Linked DNA regions of Mus musculus: all the other regions are linked to region 3. Evidence: chromatin loops called from intact Hi-C (ENCODE). Cell type or tissue: heart. All regions are shown on one strand. Region 1 holds the start of Cd200r1 (CD200 receptor 1). Region 2 has its middle 64 kb from the start of Ccdc80. Region 3 overlaps Cd200r3 (CD200 receptor 3).

Region 1 (8,000 bases), 190 kb after region 3:
TTTTCCTCCCACTTATTTCCCCAGCAGTAGCTGCAACCTGACTGCTCCCCCGCCTTCTACTCAAACTGCAATCTCGAGGTCACCCTCATCTTTATAGGCAAATTGGGGCTTTGAGGCAGTATCTGTGCACCTGGGTTGCTTGGCTGGGTTTTTAGATTGGGGAAGTTAGAATTAAAATGGAATTATTGGTATTAACTATTTCATTTTTAAAAAATCAAATAAAGTAAATAAAGTCAGAAGGTTATGATGGGCAGGAATATCATGCTTATGTGTGGTAAAAAAATTAAATTAAATTAAATTAAATTAAAAATAGAAAAAAAAAAGAACTGTAAAACCATACATAAGGTCACTGCTACCTTACACAGAAAACAAGACAATTACCCAACAACTATGGGAAAATATGGACAGAGCCCACTCATGTCATGATTCCTTACAGGCAATGATGATAGTTTGAAAGCATCCTGTGTAATCCTTCTCTTTCCACCTTTAAAAACTTCCCTTGCCAAAACCTCTTTGTATACACACATAGTTGACGATGACACATACTGCCAGTGTGGAGCAACTCCTAAATATATTTACTAATCTTTGGGGCATCTCTCCCTGGTTGCTCTCTAAGTTAACAACACACATGGTCACTTTCTCCTTCTGAAGCCCCTTTCTTCACCTCCACCACAATGCCTACGTGTTTCTTCTCTGTCTCCTTCCCATCCTACTCCAATACCCTCTCTGTAAGCTACCTTTCTCCTTGGGCATCTTGGTGTGGGTATTCTCCCAAAAGTCAGGGCTCCTTTATGTTAGTTAGTTAGTTAGTTAGTTAGTTAGCTAGTTAGTTAGTTTTGTTTTTGTTTTTGTTTTGAGATAGCACAGCTCTAGCTATTCTAGAACTCACTCAGTAGACCAGGCTGGCCTCGAACTCAGAAATCTGCATGCCTCTGCCTCCTGCAAGCTAAGATCAAAGGCATGCACCACCACCCAGCCACCTCTATTTTAAAAAACGTTTTGTTTATTTGCTTGCTTGTTTGAGACAGGCTCTAACTATGTAGCCTTGGTGGAGCATACCACCTCCCTCACGGGCCTAAATGCAGAGACTGAAGGTATGCATCACCATCCATAGATAGGTCCTTTGTAAACTACTCTCTCCTCAGTATCTTCTCCCCTCATCCTTTCCACCTTCCAGAATTTCTGCTAAATCTCCACACTTCCTCACCCCCGTTCTACCTGAGCTCTCTGTGTGTATCATGGAGACTGTTCCACCAGCCCCAGAGAGCTCTTCTCACAGCCCTTACTCTGTCATCACCACCTGATGCCCTGACAAGATCAGATTTGCCGGTTACACTTTTATGCCATCCTGTAATTTTCCTACATATTTTATGTTCTTTAATTATTTGCGAGAATTTGTGTAACATCTATCCTCCCTACCAGATTCTAAGCTCCAAATAAGTGGAGTCTATGGCTGTCTTTTTGAAGTGCTGGGGTTTAGTTTAAACCCTTGTACATGGTAGACCAGTGCCCTGCCACTGAACTACATCCCCAGCCCTGCTACATCTTTCTTCATCAAGTATCACCAGTACAAAGCACAGTACTGACACATGGCCAAACACTCCCTTGCTTACTCGTCGTTCAAATGACCAAGCCTCATTTTGGCTGTGACTTATTTTTCCTAAACAGGAATCTCAAGCCTCTAATTGTTCTTGTTTCTCTCTTAAATGTGACTCTTCTTTCCCGTGCATCGCCTCTAAAACCTTCCATACACAGAGAGACTCTTGCTCAGCTCTTTCCCTTCTATTGTTGGTCCCACAGAGCCATTCCAACTAATTCATCCACTGAAAGATTAGGCGACATTATTGGCAGTTCCTTGAACATGGCTAGTTTCCACATACAAGATGGGAGAATTTAATACAGAAGTGTCTTGAGTCCTTTCTGTCTAAAAATTCTTAATCTCCTAATATTATCATGCCTATTTGTTTCATAAGTGAGGAAATCATGTCTAATGAAGTTAAGTAATTTCTTACAGGTGAAAATACCACAGTTAGTCAGATTAAATGTGGCCAAACCCCAGCAATATGAACAAAATGTCGTAAACAGGCCTAGAAGATCGGAGATTAAATTCAGAGAAATGATGTAAGAGACCGGCTGACTCCCCATTAGAGATTTTTTTGGGTGTTAAAGGGGAGGGGAGATCAATATCAACCCATAATTCTACACATCCCCAGCAAATATATGCTTTGGTAATGAAAGTAAAATAAATATTTCAGACATAAATAGTTAACTCTTCATATAAAAGAAAACTGGGAGAACTTCTTAACCGCTAAAAGTAAAATAAAAACTAAAGTGATAGAACTGATTTGGAGAATAATACCAGATAGAGGCTCAGAATTTCATGAAGGGATGCAGAACATAGGAGGCAGCAACTCTAGCATGTATCAAGAATGTGCCTCCCAGAATCCCCGCCAGGGATAGCCCTTGCTCCTATGACTGAGAGCAGTAAGTAGACAGCCTTCATTTTTCAGAGACTTCAAAGGACGGTTTGGTTTCTTTGCTGAAGATCAAGCCCTTCCCCAGGCCGCCCACCTAACAACTGAATATGGCAGAGATATAAATGACCAGTGTTCTGATCAGTGAAATCTCTCAAAACTCCAGCTTACTCGGCTCCCCACTGTGCCCAATGACAGTGGTGACCGAGATGCAGGAATGTCTGTACACAAAACCCCAATCTAAGTCTGACTCCACACCACACTAAGTGCTGATGACCACAGCATCAACAGTTCAGAGCAGCAGAGATGCTTAAAGAAAATCGCTTCTTCCTAAATGGAAGAACTGCCAGTTGTGTCTCCGTGCTGGCACTTCTCTAGGGCACTTCCCCTAAACACACACAAGATTGTGTTCTCAGAACAAATGGAGCCTAGCTTTTCAGACATGCAAGGCATCTAAATTTTAGGTATGAAAACCTTGAAATCTTTGCTTAGCGTCAACGCATGAATGACATCAGTTCTTGGGGAAGAATGAAATGAGTAGATCATAGTCAACTCTCATAAAAACTTCATGTATTTGTGATATCTATTGTTTCTTAATGTGATGGATGTTGACTGCTTCTTAGGGAGTATTAGCATCACTCAGTCCAAAGCTACATGACACCCTCCGGCCTGCTCTCTAGACCCAGTCAGGAGCTAGCAAATCAAGGGAGAGGACACAAAAGCTCGCTGTGCACTGATAACATTTTAACGACTGCATAGATTAATTCTTCAGTCACAATAGAAAGTCAGATGATCACTGGATGGCTTTGTTGGGTAGCAACATCAGCTTACATTCACCTGGTCATACTGAGAAGTTAGTTTATCACAGTGAGTACCTTCATTGATTCCACCTTGTTCTAGCCATTTTGAGCTGGCCTCACCTAATCTAAGATCTGTATCAACTAATTTCTCAAGCTCAGAACATTTCTTTCCTTCTAGTTAAGGCTAAGCATAGTCCCTGTAGGTGATATTGTCTCCTTTCCCATCTCTTCCTAGAACTTGCTCGCTGTTACACAGAGATAGTTATGGCTCCCCAGACTGAAGACAAACATTTCTAGTGCTTCATCTCTCATTTGCCCGTCTGTCTTGCCTTTGAGGGAACATCTGCTTTCTATATGGTGCGCAAACTCTAGATCTTTCTGTTCTCCCCAGGGTGGATAGGCATGTCCATCCTTCATGTCCTTCCTCTACAGTTCCCTTCGCAGCCACGAATGCCATAGCACAGAACCTTCTACTACTTCAACTCCTAATTCAAGCTTTCCAAAGTGTGACTGCCAATCAACAGGATCCCTCTGTCACATTCTCCAAAACTACTGCCTGAGATTATTGCTTCTCCTTACAAGCTAATAGACGGCCTCACCATCAACTGCACAATATCCATATTCTCTCCCTGTTAACGAGCCTCAGAAAGCAGCCTCATCCTTTATTATATTATTATTATTATTATTATTATTATTATTATTATTATTTAGCACATTGTTCGTGCAAGCTGGATCTCATTGTCTCACAGAACCTCCGGGTCTCTCTGTTCGGTGACACACCCTGCCTCCCAGTTTCCTTCTCTATCTATCTTCTTTATCTGTCTGCCAAAACATGTGGGTCAGGGCCCACTCTTCTATAACACTCTGTCTCAAACACCCCCCCAAAAAAACTAACATTCTCAACACACTATGGTTTTAATATTCCTCACATTTTTTACTTCAATATTTTCTGACTTACAATGTTCCTTAAGGATTTCTTTTTTTTTTCATCTCCCTCATTTAGATTGCTGGGAACTTTTAGTCAGCATTCTTGCACATGAGACACACACACACACACACACACACCTCTTAGTATTCTTATTCGCCAGAATCTTGAACATTAATGTCCAAAGGAAAACACACCTATGTGTTATGCTAACTGGCAAATGTATAGTTAGCACAAACTTTAAAAAGGAAGAAAGGGGTTAAATCGATGAGGCCTGTTCCTTGCTTTTCTGATGTGGCATTTAATCTCTATAGGGCTCAGTGTGTCTCCTCCTGTTGGTACCTGCCCCCTAGTGGAAGGCAAGGAAAATGAGTCAAAATTCTTTTAGGGAAGAAAACAGTAGAGGATTGTTGGTTCCTTTTTCTTGTTAGCAACTCATATTGGCAAAACCAGCAACTTCAATAAAAGGTGGGGTGATCTCAATCAGGACATGAAACTATAATTTGAACATAAGAACTTTGAAGACAATGGGACAAAATAAGGAGAAAGAAAAGCCACAGTCTGTGAACATGGAGGTCGTTCAGCCACGCACAAGATTAGATTCTTGTTAACTTCCCCTCGGGTGCTTTATTAAATAAACACCACAGGGTTTGAAGTTTAAAGTAAAATTTAAAAGTAAATAGGCAAAACAAGAGCATTCTATCTATCACTCACCCTGATGCCCTGCCCTCTCTCCTGTGCGAATGGATCTTACACAGAGGGAGCTACTCCTGTCGGCAGCAGCACTAAGCGAAGCCATAAAGTCTCAGCCCTGGCTGGCTTTCAACTCACAATCCTAAGTCATTCTTGGTGAACTTGTCATGTCAAAGCATGTGTATAAAGAAGTAATTTACTGATTGGCATTCTAAACGTTTGATGATTTTCTGATGCCAGCTTGGATTTCAGAGACTTGGAGAACGTAGTGTCTCCAATGCACGCCTTTAATCCCAGCACTTGGAAGGCAGAGGCAGGTGGGTTTCTGAGTTCAAGGCCAGCCTGGTCTACAAAGTGAGTTCCAGGACAGCCAGGGCTATACAGAGAACCCCTATCTGGGGGAGGGGGGGTGGGGGGGGGAGGACCTTTCAGCTTTCAAAATTCAAACTCTGCTATGTTTCCATTTTGTTGCTTTTTTGTCTGATCTACTAATACACAACCTGACACAACCTGACTGGGCTTTCCCTGTCAAATTGATCCTGCACAGACTTTAAAGGCTTTCTAGAGAAGCCCAACTACTGAAAGACTCAGGACACTCCCCCCCCCTTCAAATTATAAACAAATAATTAGCTTAGCGTTTTCAGCTGTGCTACAATGGGTGCCTCTCAGTGAAAAGCAATCCGGGTAAACTGCACACTCCAATGTTTTGTGGTGCTTATGGAAATAAGTACTGCGGACAAAGCACTTCACCGCCCTAAGCTTAGGTTCTAGCTATGTGAAACGGAGCTTTCTTCCATCCTGACCTCAATGGCTTGCTATGCACATCAAAAAGAACAGATAACTGAAAATTCTCAGCAGAAGGGTGCAGTGGTGGATCATAGTTATCTTACGTGTGCTCACCAGTAAGACTATCATGTGATGTTCTCTTTCTGGAAGATAGACCAAAATGTGATTTTTAAAGGAATTCTGGTGAAAGGAAAGAAATACCGTGTCTCCTTTAAATTGTTAAACTATACATTTCAGAGCTAAGTCTGTTGTTCCCTCGTAGCTACTGCAGCTACTAAAAGTGAAACATGAAAAAGCCTCCTACACGAACTCCCACCACCCTTCTACAGTGAAATCAGGACACCCGCACGGTAGCCCCAAATTCTATTGAACTCCTACAAAACTGCAGACATTGAGGCGTGCACCTCCTGATTCAGAAAGTGACTCCTGTAGCCCACATATCTTCAAGATAAAGGCAAATATACATCACAGATACACCAGTGTAACTGTATGTGTAAAGCCTGCAGTCACGAAAAGTGTCAGGAAAAAAAAAAAAAGATACGTTCCCAACTTACACTGTTGGCGAGGGAGACCAGAGATGATAGCTGGTTGTTGGTTTGGTTTTTGGTTTTTGGTTTTCCCCAAGAAGAAGATACAGAGACCCCCATGTCATTTTGATTGCTATGAATATGTGTTTAATTTATCCTGACCTGTCCTGAAGGGGGAGGGGAGATGAGGAAGCGACAGTGGAGGACATTATAGAACACAAAGCAAAAATAAATCAGACAAAGCAGAAAGTAGAGGTGACAAGGTAACCCATATCTGGAGCAACCCTTATCTCTACAACAGAAATTGGCTTGCGTTACCCAGCGAAAAGGGACAAGGCTTAAATGCTGCGCAGAACAGGTCTCTCCTCCCTTAGTCATTCTCCCCACCCACACCCCCCAAAAAATTTCAGACTCACCAGCCACAAAGACCCCCCATATTAAGAGCACTGCTAGGGCAGAAGTTCTCCAAAAGCAAAACATTTCGGTTTTCTGGTTTTCCGCCGCTCACTCGGTACTTTTTCTCCTCAGAGGTAAGGGAGCAGCAGTGACCATAACCCGGATCCCTCTTCTCTCGGGTTGGCTTCTGCGTGGTAGCGCACCTCTTAACCCATCCGCAGGGAGCAGCCCCGTCCTGCCTGCCAACTCCTTCCACTCGCGTGCTTTAGTCTGGCTTGGAAGAGAAGAAACTTCTCTGGGACTTGACACAGCAATGGATTTCCTGTGCAGAACCGTGAAGCAAAGACAGAGGAAGCTGACTGAGTGGGTTACTTTCAGCCCATTGGCTCTTTCTCTTCTCCTGCTGCTCACAGATAAACTGTACAGTAAGGCTCTGAACATGCCCAAGACAGATGGATGTGTCTAAACCTCCATTCAAAACTGAAGAGGGTTATCGATCGATTTTCGCCGCGTGCTTGTAAATTTCCTAACCACAATGAATTTCTGGAAAGTTCTCCAATATAATAATAATAATAATAATAATAATAATAATAATAATAATAATAGTGTGTATACCCTTCCTCAGTCTTTAATGCAGAATAAATATTTCTACTTGAAAATGCCATGGTGAGATTACTATCTAGTCTGGAACCCCACACATAATGCTGGGAGCATCAAATGCGTTTTTCTATTATTTTCTATTATTTCTATTATTACCCTAACAATCCCAAAATGAGAGGCTTAAACACAGCACTAATGCACTGCCCGGGAGTCAAAAGTCTGAACGTCATGATATGGGATTAAAATCAAGGCGTAGCCAGGCCTTTGCTTCTTCTGGAGACACGACCTTTTCCAGCACCCAGATGTCTCTGCGCTCTAGCCTGCGGCCATCGGACATCATTCTAACCTGTGTTCCATTGCCATAGCTGATCGCCTGATGATGACCCTTCTGCCTTCCTCTTACAAGGTCCTTTGCGATTAATTTGTCCAATGAGCATTGTCTGTTCATCCGAAGATCCTTAATTTAATTACATTCACATAGTCCCTTTTGCCACATCAGTGAACGTTCAGTCGCAGACCTCTGTGGGAGGCTCAGTACTGAATTTCCATTCTCTTTGACTTTCGAGGAGTTAGGTTGTTGTAGTCACAGATAACCGCCTTTGAGTTGTCATAGATCTGAGAGTCTAACTTCCCAGAAAAATTCTGTGTAATGTTACTAGTTAGTATAAACTTAGATTACAGTTGAGAAGAAGGAAAAAAAAAAAAAAAACCAAAAAACCTCTGTGGTAAGAATTTCCTACCCCTGAGCAAAATGCTCCAGGAAGAGGAAGAAAACATTGTCAACAGGAAAAAAAGATAA
Region 2 (8,000 bases), 68 kb before region 3:
AGCCCCTGCCCTCCACTGCCCAGACACTGCTGATTGAAGTTCAACTTTCCCCCGTGCTTCAGCCTCGCCTGTGCACATGACTAGAGAGAATCGTGTGTAGACTCGACTGCAGTCACTAAGAACTATATCACTATTTGCAAATAAGAATTATATCATTACTTGCAAATAATGCAAGCCAGCTGATATGCAAGAGAAAAAGAGTCCTAAGTTAAGAAATAGAATTGGACAAATTTCATGTCCTCACCTGCCTAGTGGAGTTATGTATGCATTAGTAAGTGTACTTCCCAAAGCTGCATGGTTTTCCATATGGATACATTTTTAAGAATAATATAATTGTTTTTTTATTAGATATTTTCTTTATTTACATTTCAAATGCTATCCCGAAACTTCCCTATACCCTCCCCCTGCCCTGCTCCCCTACCCACCCACTCCACCCACTCCCACTTCTTGGCCCTGGCACTCCCCTGTACTGGGGCATATAAAGTTTGCAATACCAAGGGGCCTCTCTTCCCAATGATGGCTAACTAGGACATCTTCTGCTACATATGCAGCTAGAGACATGGGCTCTGGGGGTACTGGTTAGTTCACATTGTTGTTCCACCTATTGGGTTGCAGACCCCTTCAGCTCCATATATATATTTATATTTATAAAATTGATATCACGCTATGAGCATTTTCTTCAGTATCTTAGTTGTTTTGCCTCAGTATCATCTACAGCTCCATTCATACACGAGGTCATTTCTACTTCCATGCTGGTTCTAATGACTGTGTTTTACTCTCACTGAGACAGATACCCGAAAGCCACATTACTGGGTGTTGACACACACATTATAAATATAACCAAGAGTTGTCACTTTCTTCTCCAGGGTGGCAGAATAAGCCAAAGCAGTCTTATTTTAGCTCTTTATTTCTCACCATAAACCTCATTCTTTTGCCTTTGGTGACGTTCACAAAATCACTGCCACCGCCTATGATTCAGACAAGTACTGTTCATGTGTGCGCACCCATCCTCTATGTGAAGGAATGTAGAGTAAGAGGGACCATGGATGTGCCTGCTGATTCCTTCCCTGGTATTTTCTTACTGGAATAAGTGCTTCCTTTCTTTGTAGCAATTTCCCCCAAAGTTGTATCAGTTATCAGCAGACTTATTTTAGAGCATTGTCTTTGTATTTCCCCCCTTCTTGTTCTCCTTCATATATTAGATAAAACCCCCCTTTGAACGGATTTCTGTCAAACATAGTTTATTCCTATGGGCTACACTTCCTCTCTTGCCATAGCTCTCAAGTTCTGGCATGTAAATCGTGGTCTGAAGCACTTTAAAGCCATATCTGTAGCCAATGTTCGCTTCTCGGGTACCCCTTCCTCTTCTAAAAGCTTAGCCTGTATGCAACCTAACTTCAAAGCCACCAGCAACACTCAATAGATTTCTTTGGCTAATGTCAATTCCCGAAGAGGTCAGCAAAGCAGCCAGTAGTTAGTTGGTCTGAGGAGGGTCAGTAGTTGCTACTCTTTTAGAAGATCGCAGCACCCATCTTCTGAGTGAGTCACTTTCTCTACATGTTAATAACTTGACATTGGTTTCAATTCCATTTTCATTTGGGGGATTATATTTCTTCTTCTTCTTCCCTGGGTTGTCTTCTTCCCCTTTCCCGCCTATGTTGTTGAAACTTGTGTGAAGTTTCTCTATTACAACTGACCACCTAATTCAGGAGTTCTGAAACAGTTTTTTTTTTCTGTAGCTTTGCATAGATTTTGTGAATTTTGAGCCCTTATTTGTTTTAAAAGCAGAAAATTTATCCAGTCCCTTTTAGAAATTGACTCTCATAAAATCAAGTTCAAGGTAGGTAATCACACCAAAAAGAAAAACCGAGCTAGTTTACACAGATATTTCTTTCTTTTCCTCCCTAAGGTATTAGGGAGCAATAGTCCATTTACAGAAGAAAATCCCCCTACTTTCTCCATGCCTTATGCTATCTCTCTGAATTAATGAAGGACCCAGGATGATGATCAGATACTGAAAATTGTAGATAATGCCCAGCTCATTAACAGTTCAGTATGGATGGGCGGGAGAAGGAAGACAAGTCAACCTTTAGGAGAGGAGCTATTGGTCTTTAATGGTTGCCAGGGGAGAAGTCATCTTCATTGGTGGTGTTGCTACCCCACCAATAAGTTGCTCATGGTTCAGTAAATCACCCCTCACCCCTCATCCATCCATAAATATGCAAACAACACTAAAAAAACCCAAAACAAAACAGGATGTCATTAAGAAAAGAAAAGACCTAGAAGATAGAGGGAATGTGGTGGAAAGAAAGGTTCCAGTGGGAGGGGATATGAGAAGGTAGTGGGTGATGAGTGTGATCAAAAGGCTTTGCATATGCATGTGTGAGACTGTCAATCCATAAGTTAAGAAGCATCCTTTAAAAGAAAATTGCAGGTGAAAGTTAATTGGAATGTGATAACCATTTTCTCCCTAAACATTTGGCTTCAATTGATCCTATGAATGTGTAGCCATGTCAGTATCTTACCCAACATAATCATTGAGCATGCTTCTATGTTTGTCTGAATAGTTGGCTTTAGGGCCTCTGAGAGTTAACTAATAAAATATACTTTTATTATATTACTTATAGTATAAAAGTATACTAGTAAAAGTATCTACTAATATCAAAAGCTTCCCAGAACCATAAGGAAATTATACAAACCTTAAAATTGTGAATCCTTGAGAGAAATTGAAAATGGCAAATGGGGAAATCAGGCCGACATGGTGCTAGAGAAGTAACAGAGTTCTACATGCTAATCCATGGGCAGAGAGAGAGAGAGAGAGAGAGAGAAGAGAAGAGAGAGAGAGAGAGAGAGAGAGAGAGAGAGAGAGAGAGAGAGAGAGCAGAGTAGTCTGGCATGGCCTTTTGAAACATCAAAGCCCACCGTCAGTGACACTTCCTCCAGTGAGGCTTCCTAATCCTTCTAATCCTACCAAAGATTCATTTAAATATATGAGCCTAGAGGGGCCATTATTACTCAAAGCTCCACACCAGGGCAAGAACTGGAGGTAGAACAAGTATAAACTTTGATTTTAGAGAATTCAAAAGGGACTTGTCTCCACAGCAACCACTTCCAACAAAGTCACCCAGGAAGGAAAAGCACAGTAGGAACCTGTCTCACAAGTACTTGAGACACTTTCCTGTGTGTGACCCTCCTATTTATTAAGCCATCCAGGGAGAGAAAATTGCCTCAAGCAGTGGAGAGGAGAACTATTTGCTTCACAGAATTCACATCTAGTTAAAAGTCATCTGGTAAAAGCTGACATGCTTCTGAAGTGTGGTGGGGATTTGCAGAACAACAAAAAGGTCCCAAGTTGTTGGCTGAAAACTCAGAATTCAGAATAGAATCACCCTAGGGACCTGCTCTAACGCAATAAATTCAATCCTGACCTGGCTCAGGCCTTAGACAGTGTTACTTGGCAGCTGTCTAGGTACGATCATAATGTTTACTGTGAAGCAATAAAACCTTGCAACTGTTAGAGTCCAAGGAAGTTACTAGATTTGCTCATAGCTTTACTCAAGTATTTTTAACTATTTCTCTTTTTTTCTAGGCTGGCCATTTTCCTATTTGATGAACATTTTAGGTACCCTCATGAACATACACTATTACACATCATCGGTTGTAAACACTGAAAAAAAAAACAACTTAAGGATTTAAAATTCTTTTTTTTTCAATTTTTTATTAGATATTTTCTTCATTTACATTTCTTTTTTATTATATATTTTCTTTATTTACATTTCAAATGCTATCCTGAAAGTTCCCTGTACCCCTCCCCGCCCTGCTCCCCTACCCACCCACTCCCACTTCTTGGCTCTGGCATTCCCCTGTACTGAGGCAGATAAAGTTTGCAAGACCAAGGGGCCTCTCTTCCCAATGATGGCCGACTAGGCCACCTTCTGCTACATATGCAGCTAGAGACAGGAGCTCTGGGGGTACTGGTTAGTTCATATTGTTGTTGACAAAATGTGGTGCTTTCTCGGGCAGGGGAAGGGGTGAGTAAAGCTCTTTGAAATGGTCAGATGGGTTACTCAATGCCCTACTCATGGTCAGATGGGTTACTCAATGTCCTACTCATTTTCTTCTCCTTCAAAGGTCAGAGACAGCAGGAAACCCAACTCAATTCTGCCATCTCTGCAGCCTGCTGAGTCGCTGCCAGGCCCACCACTCAGGTGGAACCAGGATCTAGCTACGCACACACACACACACACAAATACATATACACAATTTCAAGATAAACTTGACATAAAAGACAAGAGTGTGCATTCAAGGGATTGGTACATACTATTTCTGCAGTGACAAAGAGCATGAGATCTATGTCCCAACAAGACTGTGTCTGTTTCTCCATAGAATGTTTGGCTTTTGAATTGCACTGTTAAAAACCATCTAATCTATAGCTAAACTAAGGTTTAAGTAAAAAATGATGTTTTGGGTATGCTTATTTAAGGAAGGTGGAGTTTTCTTGTAAATGAGATTATAAAGCATTTATTGGCCAAATCACTCAAGTTTTCAGATAAGAGTGGGGAGCTAATAAGATAAACCCTCAATCGCAAAGGTCAAAGGAGTTCTTACTATACATGGATCTCCAAGACTCAAGACATATGTTTGGTAGCTAACATGGATGGAACCTTGTTTGTGCAACTTTCTCAGAATAAAAAGAGGATAGCACTTGGCAGGAAATTTCATCAGCTGTGTTGAAATTCTTGACTCTCAGCCAACAAGAGACTTAAGATCCAGAGGCAAGATGGGTTCTTTCCCTTTCTCTTGTTGCCTCAATTCTCTCATGTAGCTTGCCTTACAGTGACAAGTTATCACAGTCCATAGGGGGTTGGGAGTGGGAGTGGGATTGGGGGTTCTGTTATTCTCCTAGCATAGACTTGTGGTCAATATCCTACAACAAAGGACAAGCTAACAAGAGAAAAATATGCTGTATTTATTGAATCAAAAGGTTAAAAAATATAAAGGGTTTTGTGTGTGTGTGTGTGTGTGTGTGTGCACTGGATTGTCTACATAAGTACCACATAGGCAAGAAAGGGATATCAAATCCCCTGGAACTGGAGTTACAGGTGATTGTGAGCTGCCTGATGTGGCTATTGCGAAACAGATGCAAGTCCTCTAAAGAAGTAGCAAGCGGCTTTAGCTGTTGAGCCATCGTTTATCGTTTCTCTAACCCCTATCATAACCAAAGTTTTATGGAGCACAGCACCCTACATAAGTGTCTATGCTTAGATTCATCTAAGAATGGACAGTAGTGTAGACGTGTTATTGGATGAAAGGCTATGACAAATGGTGACAAGCTGAGGGACATTCAACCAGGCTGCCTTGATTCCTGTCCTGTAGGAAAGGATACCACCCAATACTCTGAGGTCCTATGGGGAACACCAGACTCAGAAAGAATTTTCTCCAAACTCTCCGTATTCACTTAGAGAGAGCTGCCCTCTAAACAAACTCACAGTCAGGAATTCTCAGTCCCAACATTAACACTCATTAGGGAAGATGAACTTGGGTGACAGGCAGAAAACTAGAGAGAGGTTGGTTGACACCATGACAATTATCGATTTTGTTATTACCTAAAATACTTTTTAACCTACATAAATATTCTACTACTCTCTCCCTCCCCTCCCTCCCTCCCTCCCCTCCCTCTCTTATAACTCATGACCACAGCCCTCAGATCACACACACACACACACACACACACACACACACACATCCCACCACCACCACCACCACTACTTCTTTCTATATTTCAGCTTCCATCATCAGACATGTCTTCAAATCCTATATTTTGTGGAACTCTTGCATGCATGAAGGCACCTAAACAGTTTTCTCTCCTGACAATATGCTCTATGCCAATTTAGATTGTATCATGGGCAAAAAGCCTGGGAAGGAATGAGGAGGCCATTTCTTCCCCCCTAAAAGTATTCTTTCTTCCCAATGGCTAAGGCAGAACCCATCTGAAATGAACTTCATATGGTCTATTTTCAAGAGAAATTCAGAGAATTTCTTTTTTTAATTAGATATTTTCTTCATTTACATTTCCAATGCTATCCCAAAAGTCCCCCCTACCCCCCCAACCCCCCTACCCACCCACTCCCACTTCTTGGCCCTGGCATTTTCCTGTACTGAGGCATATAAAGTTTGCAATACAGATGGGCCTCTCTTTTCAATGATGGCTGACTAGGCCATTTTCTGATACATATGCAGCTAGAAACACGAGCTCTGGGAGGGGGGGTACTGGTTAGTTCATATTGTTGTTCCACCTATAGGGTTGCAGACCCCTTCAGCTCCTTGGGTACTTTCTCTAGTTCCTCCACTGGGGGCCCTGTGTTCCATCCAATAGCTGACTGTGAGCATCCACTTCTGTGTTTGCTAGGCCCCAGCATAGTCTCACAAGAGATAGCTATATCTGAGTCCTTTCAGCAAAATCTTGCTAGTGTATGCAATGGTGTCAGTGTCTGGAGGCTGATTATGGGATGGATCCCCGGGTATGGCAGTCTCTAGATGGTCCATGGAAGGAGTTACAGAGACAAAGTTTGGAGCAGAGAATTTCTTTATGACCAGACCTGGGAGCAGAGAGTCCAGAGTGACCTAAAACCCTTCCATTTTTCTTTAGTTCAAAGGACCTCGGTGTTGAATTTTCTAGGCCTTCACATTGCAAGCAGAGTAGAGTAAAACAACACAAATATGTTACTTTACACCTCTGAATGACAGAGTCTACAATGGGTCTCATTATGCTTAAATTAAGTACAGAAAATCCAGCTTCTTGTTTCTCAAGGCCACTGGCATTTCTTGAATTCTTTCTACATATCCAGAGTGAGCAGTGCAGTAAGTTCAAATCTCTTCTTCCTATCTATCTATCTATCTATCTATCTATCTATCTATCTATCTATCTATCTATCTCTGAGAACACCTATGACCCCCTTTTCACTTCAAAAGGTCTTTGTGGTTATCATGAAACCCCAAAATACATCTTGAGAGATACATTGGTTTGACTTATATCAAGATGGCTAGTCAGAGAAACTGCACACCACTACATAGTCAGTGATATATCCTGTCTGCCCAGAGAAGATTTTTTTGGAGACTGGAGTCTGAGAGTTGGCCTTGGAATACTTCATCTGTAGAAGGAGATTGCTTTGTTCTTCGTGCACACCCCATTCCACCCTCGAAGTCTTAGGTCACTTCCATTGCCCTGGAAGCTAAAACTTGTCTCTTGCTTAGCTCTGGATCAGATTGGGCCACCATGGCCTCTTTGGATCTTGTGCTGAATTCATGTGCTTCCCATGTTTAGTGTATAAGTTCGTATGTTCTTCTTCCCTAATGCGCTACACAGACCCAAGGTGGGGGGGAGTGAATATAAAACTACCCTACTTTACACTGGTTCCTCTTGGATAACCCAATAAATGTTTTGTATCTTAAAGTCAATAGATTAGTAAACTTAATTCTATCTTTAAGCTTTAAAACCTCTTATTTTTCTCACCTTATAAGTAGCTTTCTTTAAAGATGTGGCTCCTGATGGGTTGACCACAGTCCAGTGGATGTCTTCACAGTCATTAGCATAAGTTGAACTCAGTGGGTTATTAAAATAAGGAGATGTGAAGTTAGGAGGTTGAAGCATGAACCTAGGAGGAGGTGAAGTTGGAGAGAGGGTGCATATGGACAAAACACATCATATGAATGCATGAATTCTCAAAGAATTAAGACAAACACAACATAACTAACAACAAATCTGTAAGTCCTATCCTCTGAGAGGTGAAGTTGAGTCCAACGTTTCACAACCACTCTTGTTTGGCAGCCGGTGAATTAAATTGTTTCTTTTCAGCAGAACTTTTATTGTTGAAAGACGGTTCTATTACAGTTCATTGCCTGATAGCTATTAAATAGTTCTACATCAATGAACAAGTTCAGTTTTGTATTGATGATTGCCTATGCCTATGTTTGTTTTTCAGATTCTCTTTAAATTGATC
Region 3 (8,000 bases):
AATAGTATAATTTGATTTATAAAAATTATATCTTTAAATTTGTCACTACCTTGACTATTAACGTATAGGCTGAATATTACTTCACATGTGTTGTAAAAGCGTACCTTTACAACTTTTCCTTTTTTTTTTTTTTTAATTGATGGAAAGGGATGGGCCACCTTGGCCTGCATCAGTCAGTATCATAGCTGACAGGCAGTTGGACTGTAATGGGATTTGAGGTTTCAGTTGTAAGAGATCAGTGGAAAATGTTACCAACAACTGACCTTCCTCACCCCTGTTGGCATGACTGCCTTCTGCTGCACATTTTATGTTACGTGGAGAAAATGACAAAAGACAGATGCTTCTTGCTGGACTGGGAACTATTTAATCCTTCTTTCTCGTCCCAAGACAGTTCCTGTAACTTTCTGAAGCTCATATCTTGGAATGCTGCTTGGTTTGCACTGTCTTGTAAACCATGTTGCAATTTTCCATTCCATGGAACCAGCAGTTTCCGTGGGAGAGTTTCTTTAAAGGTGTTATGCTGTGGATAAAATGCTTGGGCCAAAAGTTTTAAAACTGGAAGTGAAAGAATTTAGGATTTGTAGATAAACCATGAGGTCTTGCAGCAAAAATCAACATATATGACCTAGCCTGGCTCCTGGGTCCAGCACAACCTCACTCGGGTTTATAGAAGTACTCAGGTCCATTGAAAGGATTGACAACCACATCAGATTTGTCTTCCTAGTAGGTTCTGTGGCTGCTTCTCGGAATCTCAGCACGCTGCGCGGTAGACAAGATGTCTTTCAGATGGTGGTAAATCTCATCTTAACCACAGACCACTCTCCTCAGGAGCCTTCTGGCACTCTGTTTTCAGAAGAGAAAGTGTGATGTACTCAAGCTTTTACATCATGTAAACCCAATGGCACAGACAGCATTATAGGACCAGTCTTTCTCATGTAACTCTGGCTCCGGTTCAGGATCCTGTTCTTACCGACAGGCGAACATTCCAGCAATTGGAAATATAATTTGTTTTATCTTTTCTCTCTTTACCTGATCAGAGTTGTAGATACTCTCCGTTCACCCAAGAGCTTCTCTCTGCCATACTGAACGCTTGCTTCTTCTCTCTTTCATGAAGACTAAATCTCTGGAGCTTTGGAATGGAAAGATATACTAATAATGGGATCCTGTCTGTGTTTATCTGTGTGTGGGCTGAGTCTTACATAGGAAGAGGAAGAGGAGGAGGAGGAGGAGAAAGAAGAGGAGGAGGAGTAAGCGGAGGAGGGGAGATCCTGTCTGTGTTTATCTGTATGTGAACTCTGAGTCTTACACAGGAAGAAGAGGAGGAGGAGGAGGGATCCTGTCTGTGTTTATCTATGATTGAGCTCTGAGTCTTACACAGGGGGAAGAGGAGGAGGAAGAAGAGAAGGAGGAGGGGGAAGACATGAGATTAGGAAGAAAGCAATGAAATGTTTTCCTGTGTGCTTGTAGACACATGAGAACACTTTAGAAGCTGATAGACTGGGCTGAAAGATAAAATTCTGCATTTCCGTAACATCCTTTGGAGGAATATTAATAACCAGATAAAGACTGTCTTCAAAACCTTCTCTTCAGCTGGCCTAATAGTAAGAATTGTATTCCGATTTCATGGTGGGAGAAGTACTTGATCAATACTGAAGTCATCAGCTGAGAGAGAAAGTCCCTCCCTCTCTATCAGCCTCAACCATCAGACCCACTCCCTCTCACAAACCTGTTTTGGTTCTTCACTACGTAGGAGCCAATGTTGTTGGTTCCTCATTTGATCTGCAAATCACCATTGGATGAATCAGTAAGAGATTTGAACATTCTGTTCAGAGAACTTTATAAATTAATTAAGATTAGCTGAATCTGCCAAATCTTGTTGGTATTCTTAATAAGTGTCTTCTGTTACACATTTACACAATGGAGTACTACTCAGCTATTAAAAACAATGACTTCATGAAATTTGCAGGCAAATGGATAGAACTTGAAAATATCATCCTGAGTGAGGTAACCCAGTCACAAAAGAACACACATGGTATACACACACTGAGAAGTGGATATTAGCCCAAAAGTTCAGAATACCTCAGATTCAATTCACAGACCATATGAATCTCAAGAAGGAAGAAGACCAAAGTGTGGATGGATGCTTCAGTATTTCTTAGAAGTGGGAACAAACTACTCACAGGAGGAAATATGGAGATAAAGTGTGGAGCAGAGACTAAAGGAAAGGCCATCCAGAGACTGCTCTGCCTGGGGATCCCTCCCATATACAGTTGCAAACCTAGACACTATTGTGGATGCTGGGAAGTGCTTGCTGACAGGAGCCTGATATGGCTGTCTCCTGAGAGGCTCTTCCTGAGCCTGACAAAATCAGAGGCAGATGCTCCAAGCCAACCATTGAGCTGAGCACAGGGTCCCTGGTGGAGGAGTTGGAGAAGGGACTGAAGGAGCTGAGGGGGTTTGAAGCCCCATGGTGGGGGCAACAGTGTCAACTGGCCAGAAGTCCCAGAGCTCTTGGGGAGTGGACCAACAACTAAAGAGTACACATGGAGGGACCCATGACTCAGGCCTCATAGGTGGCAGAGGATGGCCTTGTTGGACATTAGTGGGAGGAGCGGCTCTTGGGCCTGAGGGGGTTCGATGCCCCAGTGTAGTGGAATGCCAGGGTGGGAAGGCAGGAGTGTGGGTGAGGAAGTACCCTCATAGTGGCAGGGGAACGGGGGCAAGGGTGGGATGGGGGATTTCCGAAGGGGAGACCTGGAAAGGAGAAAGCATTTGAAATGTAAATAAAGAAAATAGCCAATAAAAGAAACAAAAGCTGTATGTGAGTAAACAACACAGCTTCCATCACCCTGATGAAGACCCTACCCTGACCCTCACAGCCCATCCCCTCTTCTTGCTATGCCTATCTTCCCCGACCTTGCCTACTGTCTGATTTTTATGCATCTTTTAACTCAGTTTTACTGTCTTCCTCTTCATTAGCAAGGACTCATGCATGTCCTCTAGTTCTGTCTTTTTCACAGTATACCAGGTCTTCTCAGGCTTCTCTCTCATAAGGACTCATGCCTGGTAAAGGATAGATCCTAAGCCCAGCTCTGTCCAGCTCTGCCCAGCTCTGCCCAGCTCTGCCCAGCTCTGCCCAGCTCTGCCCAGCTCTACACAAGATCTAATCAGTATAAGTATCTTAACATCTTCTTTTCCATGAATTAGATAAAGAGCTATCACTTGAACTTGGCCAGTCAGACAAGAGAGGTGAGGGAGGTGGGGGCTTTGGGGCCGCATGAGCAAGATGTGATCTAAAATAGAGCTGACCAAACTCTTCCTCTTGTCTGGCTTGGCCTTAGAAAGTATCTCCCTTCTCTTGGGGAGAAGTAAAGCAGGGCCTCTGACTTCTTAGTGACACCCCATGACCACCGAATCTGAGAGTCTTGGTTTCCTCTTTTAGAAAAAAGGGAAGTTGACCTAATTTATCTGAAGCTTCCTGCCAGCATTAGAATACCATGTGTGCCTCTAGATATGATGTGGGAGGGCCTAGGAAGTGGAGAAAAGAAAAGCTAATTTTATCTGAAGCCATTGACACTGACAGGGAAGAAATGAGTACTAACCTTGGCTTCACCATGAAGACAGTGTAGTGACCTTCCTTCTCTCACCTATGACAATCCCCTTGAAGCTTATTTGGTGAGCAAAATGTTTCTACTAAAGTTAAGTGAAAACAGCAGTACACATTTAGGAACTGAGAAGATCTTTTTCTCCTTAAAGCAGAAGTTTAGCTCTGCCTCTTTTTGTAACTATTCCAAACACCTCCCAAGAAAAGCTAGAGTTAACAAGATATAGGCTTGTATGGAGGGGAAATTTAAGGAAAAGCGGGGTTACTTTGTCTGAGGCTATGCTGATTTTGGTTTGCTTCAAGATGTTCAAAAGGATTAAGTCGAAGCACCATCTAGTGGTTCTCAACTGTGGTTTGCTCCCAATATGGTCCCATTGGAGACCATATTGATTTTTGGGTGTAATTATTGTGTTGTGATCAGACTACCCTACTTATTCCCAAAGGAAAGAGCAGAACCACCCAATACATTTATCAAAGCCAATTGAGACCATATAAGTATATTAAAGTAACACCAGGAAAGCCAGGCCCAAGGACCAGACTGAGGAAGAGTTAATACATCCTCACCTGGACCACATAAGGAGAACACCTAATGTGTTGTGATGATAGCAGCCTCACCAACCTGTCATCTGACCACCCTGGGTGTGAGTCAAGGGACCAACAAGCAGATAATTTCTGACTGTGCCCGGGGTGTCATGTTGGCTTGTTTCTCAGTGCTGATGTGGTTCATTCTAATTGTCATCAGTTCATCCATTCATCTCTCTTGACCTCTGGCCTCTACTGCCTCCCTGGTCTGTACCTGCACCTTGCTTAGATTGCTCCACTCAGGCATCTGAGGTCTGTCTCTACTACTTGATCCTACAGCAGCCACAGCAGCATCTCCAACAGGCTTTCAATGGTTAGTTACTGGACACTTCCTCTCCCTGAAGAATCTTCTGACATCCCTATTTGTTTTCGTTTGTGCTTGTCAACTAGACTTCTTTGTAATTTCTTAAAGCCTGCTGAAGATTTTTATTCCTTTTAAACACATTCTGTAACCTATATAGGTAGATAATGGATGATAAGTAGCTAGATGATAAAAACAGATAAATACATATAGATGCATAAATATATAGAAAATAGATATATTTTCTGTATGATATATAAAGTATGGTCTGAGAGTCAATATTAGTAGTTAAGATTGGAACAAAATAAATTGGGTTGCCTTAGTCAGTTATCAAGGGAATTGGTACTACCTGGCAAACTGCTACCAATGTTATTTAGTAAAATCTGGTATTGTGGAAAGAAATAAACATGTTCTGGCATGGAGGCATCACAATATAGAAACATACATGAGTGTGCACATATACAGATATATGTGCAGATATGTGCATGTGTGTTCAAAGAGGGAACTATTTCACATCTGTGTAGAGAAGGGAAGGTGGGGGCTTGGACAAGGCAGCTGCATAGTGGTTTACTCTTTTGTTCTAACACCACATCAAAAACCATAGCAGTGGGAGTGGGAGATGAGTAGAGAAGTAACATTTGTCATTTTGACAAGTGAAGGAGTCTAGTTTGGTTTCAATTCCTTTGTCCCTCCTACTCACATCCTTTCTGGAAGCCCATGGTTCTGTTTATTCCCCCCAATCCTGCAGCACAGGCATGATTGCAACATCTAGGGATCATTAAACTACAGGATCATCTTTTCACATCCTCATATTTCAATGCTTTCCCATCACAAGCCCACCTTACCCCTACATAAGCAACAATTGTCCTAATATTAACCTGGAGGTCACTGTCTAATCCATTATTCCTATCTCTTTCATTACCTTTAAGGGGAGAACAGGAATAATTGATACCATGTACATGAGTAGAACACAATCAAGTTTTATGATAGTAAACTTTCCAATTGACCAGGTAAGTATTGGTTTCAACTAGAATTAAACCCAGCTATGTGCAAAGTAAAAAAGCAGCAGTGGCATGAAAAACATAGTTTATTATCTATCACATCAAGACAACAGATAATATATGGTCTACAACTGGTGGGACAACTCTATGGTCATCAGGCCCAAGTCCTTCCATTGTTCCTCTTTTTCATTTCACTTAAGAGCTGCCATCTTCAGTGTCATCCATTGCTCATGTTAGCTCTGGGACCTCAAGGCACCACATCAGTACTGCAGTCCCACAGATAGCTTAGAAAGCAAAAGAAAATCCCTCCTTTTCTTTAGAGGGTTGTCCTAAAAATATCACACATCTCATTGCCAGAGCAAATGATCAGGGTCATAAGATGCACGGTAAACTGAATAGATGTAGGCTACTATCTATATCTATCTTTACAAAATTGGAGATATGTTATTGACCAATGTAGGGGTTACTTAATGCCACAAATGTGCTACATGATAACCAACCAGAGGAAATGTATGGCAATGACTGTTCATTTGTCTAAGATCAGCACAGGCTCATGTCTGATCATCTTTGATTGTGTTTGCTCAAGTGTCTAAGAGAAAGATGACATTTGGATCCTTCAGCTGGCCTCAACAGAGAGATGAAAGTCTGGGCTTAAGGAGCTAAAGGGATCTGCAACCCTATAGGTGGAACAACATTATGAACTAACCAGTACCCCGGAGCTCTTGACTCTAGCTGCATATGTATCAAAAGATGGCCTAGTCGGCCATCACTGGAAAGAGAGGCCCATTGGACTTGCAAACTTTATATGCCCCAGTACAGGGGAAGGCCAGGGCCAAAAAGGGAGAGTGGGTGGGTAGGGGATTGGGGGTGGGTGGGTATGGGGGACTTTTGGTATAGCATTGGAAATGTAAATGAGCTAAATACCTAATAAAAAATGGGAAAAAAAAAGAAAAAAGAAAGTCTGGGCTGACATAAATCATCTATGTTCTATAATGATCTCCAGCAGGCTCAGCCTTTCAAATTCCCATAAGAGGAAAAGTAGAAACACTCAGGACCTCTTGAGACACACACACAAAATTGGCACAGTGCCCTTTATGTATCTTCTCACTGGCCAAATAACAGTTTGAAGTAGATACACAGGGTCCATAGACACTTTATGGAATGAACTTTGAGGCCTATTTTTTAAAAGGTGACTAGAAAGTTGGGATGAAGAGAATTGTCTTCCACAAGAAGAACAGGGAAGATAGACAATGAATCAACAATTTGCAATCTCTGCCTCAGTTTTTTTCAAGTCTAATACAGAATTATATTACTAGATCTCTTTCCTTTTTATATCAGTACTTAAACATCAAACAGTACAATGAAAGATGAGGCAAAAGAGATCATACTTTATCTGTGTTTGAGTGGCAATTACTAATTTACTTACTTCTTGACATATAGTGATTTCCTGCTATTAAAAAAGGCAATAATCTTTGTATTAATACTGTACCTTCTCTTTATTATGTGCAGAGATTTGCTAAGTATGCACCAGCCCTAATTCTTTTTCTTTAAGTCAACCAGCCCACACTGTCTAGGTTTCCTACCAGATAGTGTGATCATATGACTAAGTTTTAGTCAGTTGAATCTGAGCAGATATGTTTACTACTCCAGACCTGATCCATATGTATCCCACATACAATCCTCTACTCTCCCTAGTCACCTGCTGAGTAGAAACTGCTCTGAGATCAGAGCCAGAGACTATAAAAGAAGCTTAGAGCAACACACTTTTACCAACTTCCCTGGCACCATCCACTGCAATAGAGTATGACATGGGCTGAATTTTAATTACCATCTGAGGCTACCATCCAGGTACCCTCTAATAGCAGGCATTCATTTTCACCCTGGATGTTTACCAAAAATAAAATAACCCAATCACTTGCTACTTTAGCTAAGATATAATTCTTTTAACTAAAAACATACTCTTATTATTGGAATACTATGTGTATCCAGTGAAGACAAGGTCTTGCTTTACAGTTGTTAGGTTTACCAGTGTCCTGCCCTTGCCCTCAGTGATTCATCGTGCCCATCCATCCCATAAGGCAGAATGCAGACATCACAGGGAATTTGGACACTACAACTTTACACAGTAAGGGGAGATCTCAGTATTACCCCATGATACTGGCAGTGCCTTCTCTGGGATCAACTTTTAACTTCTAAAGTGCAGAGGTATGATTTTTTAAGATGGATCTTAGTCATGTATTGAATGATTAATACAAAGGGCAACTGTCATGTTACTTGGTAGCAAGCAAGCAAGGAAAGAAGGCCAGCTAGTGACAGATTTGAAAATGTTGTTTGTTGTCATGGTACCTGGCAATGCAACTTTCATGATCATATAAAATGATCCTGGGAAGAAGTGAATGGAAGCCATTCCTGGGGGGCTTGAGGGGAGTAAAATTACCCAGCACTTCTGTTCATATTTCCTAAGACCTTTGGCCTGAGAAGTGGGGAAGTAGATGGGTCATTCACAGCATAT

What was found. Peaks named below come from ENCODE experiments on the same cell type or tissue, not always from the same donor. Only the 100,000 strongest peaks of a DNase experiment are listed, where the experiment ranks them.
Region 1: it touches region 3 in a loop (2.3-fold over the local background); 3 of 42 quality-filtered maps call a loop at or near these places.
Region 2: a loop joins it to region 3, with 6 times the contacts of the local background. A loop is called at or near these places in 3 of 42 quality-filtered maps.

What each region holds. Positions count from the first base shown.
Region 1 is chr16:44,764,694-44,772,693 of GRCm38, reverse strand. Cd200r1 (CD200 receptor 1) reads right to left here and starts at 6,958. Exons shown (of 7, transcript NM_021325.3): 1 at 6,622-6,958. The coding sequence starts at 6,685. In heart, a CTCF peak has its summit at 4,553 (motif pointing left); a DNase peak (open chromatin) is centred at 6,873; H3K4me3 peaks cover 378 bases.
Region 2 is chr16:45,026,414-45,034,413 of GRCm38, reverse strand. It overlaps a transcript of Cd200r3 not described here. Among named protein-coding and RNA genes, the nearest start is that of Ccdc80, 64 kb to the left of the region's middle. In heart, no CTCF peak of the experiment used is centred here; a DNase peak (open chromatin) is centred at 3,433.
Region 3 is chr16:44,958,425-44,966,424 of GRCm38, reverse strand. All of the region lies in intron 5 of Cd200r3 (CD200 receptor 3), which reads right to left. Among named protein-coding and RNA genes, the nearest start is that of Cd200r3, 19 kb to the right of the region's middle. In heart, a CTCF peak has its summit at 3,965 (motif pointing left); a DNase peak (open chromatin) is centred at 3,354; H3K27ac peaks cover 952 bases.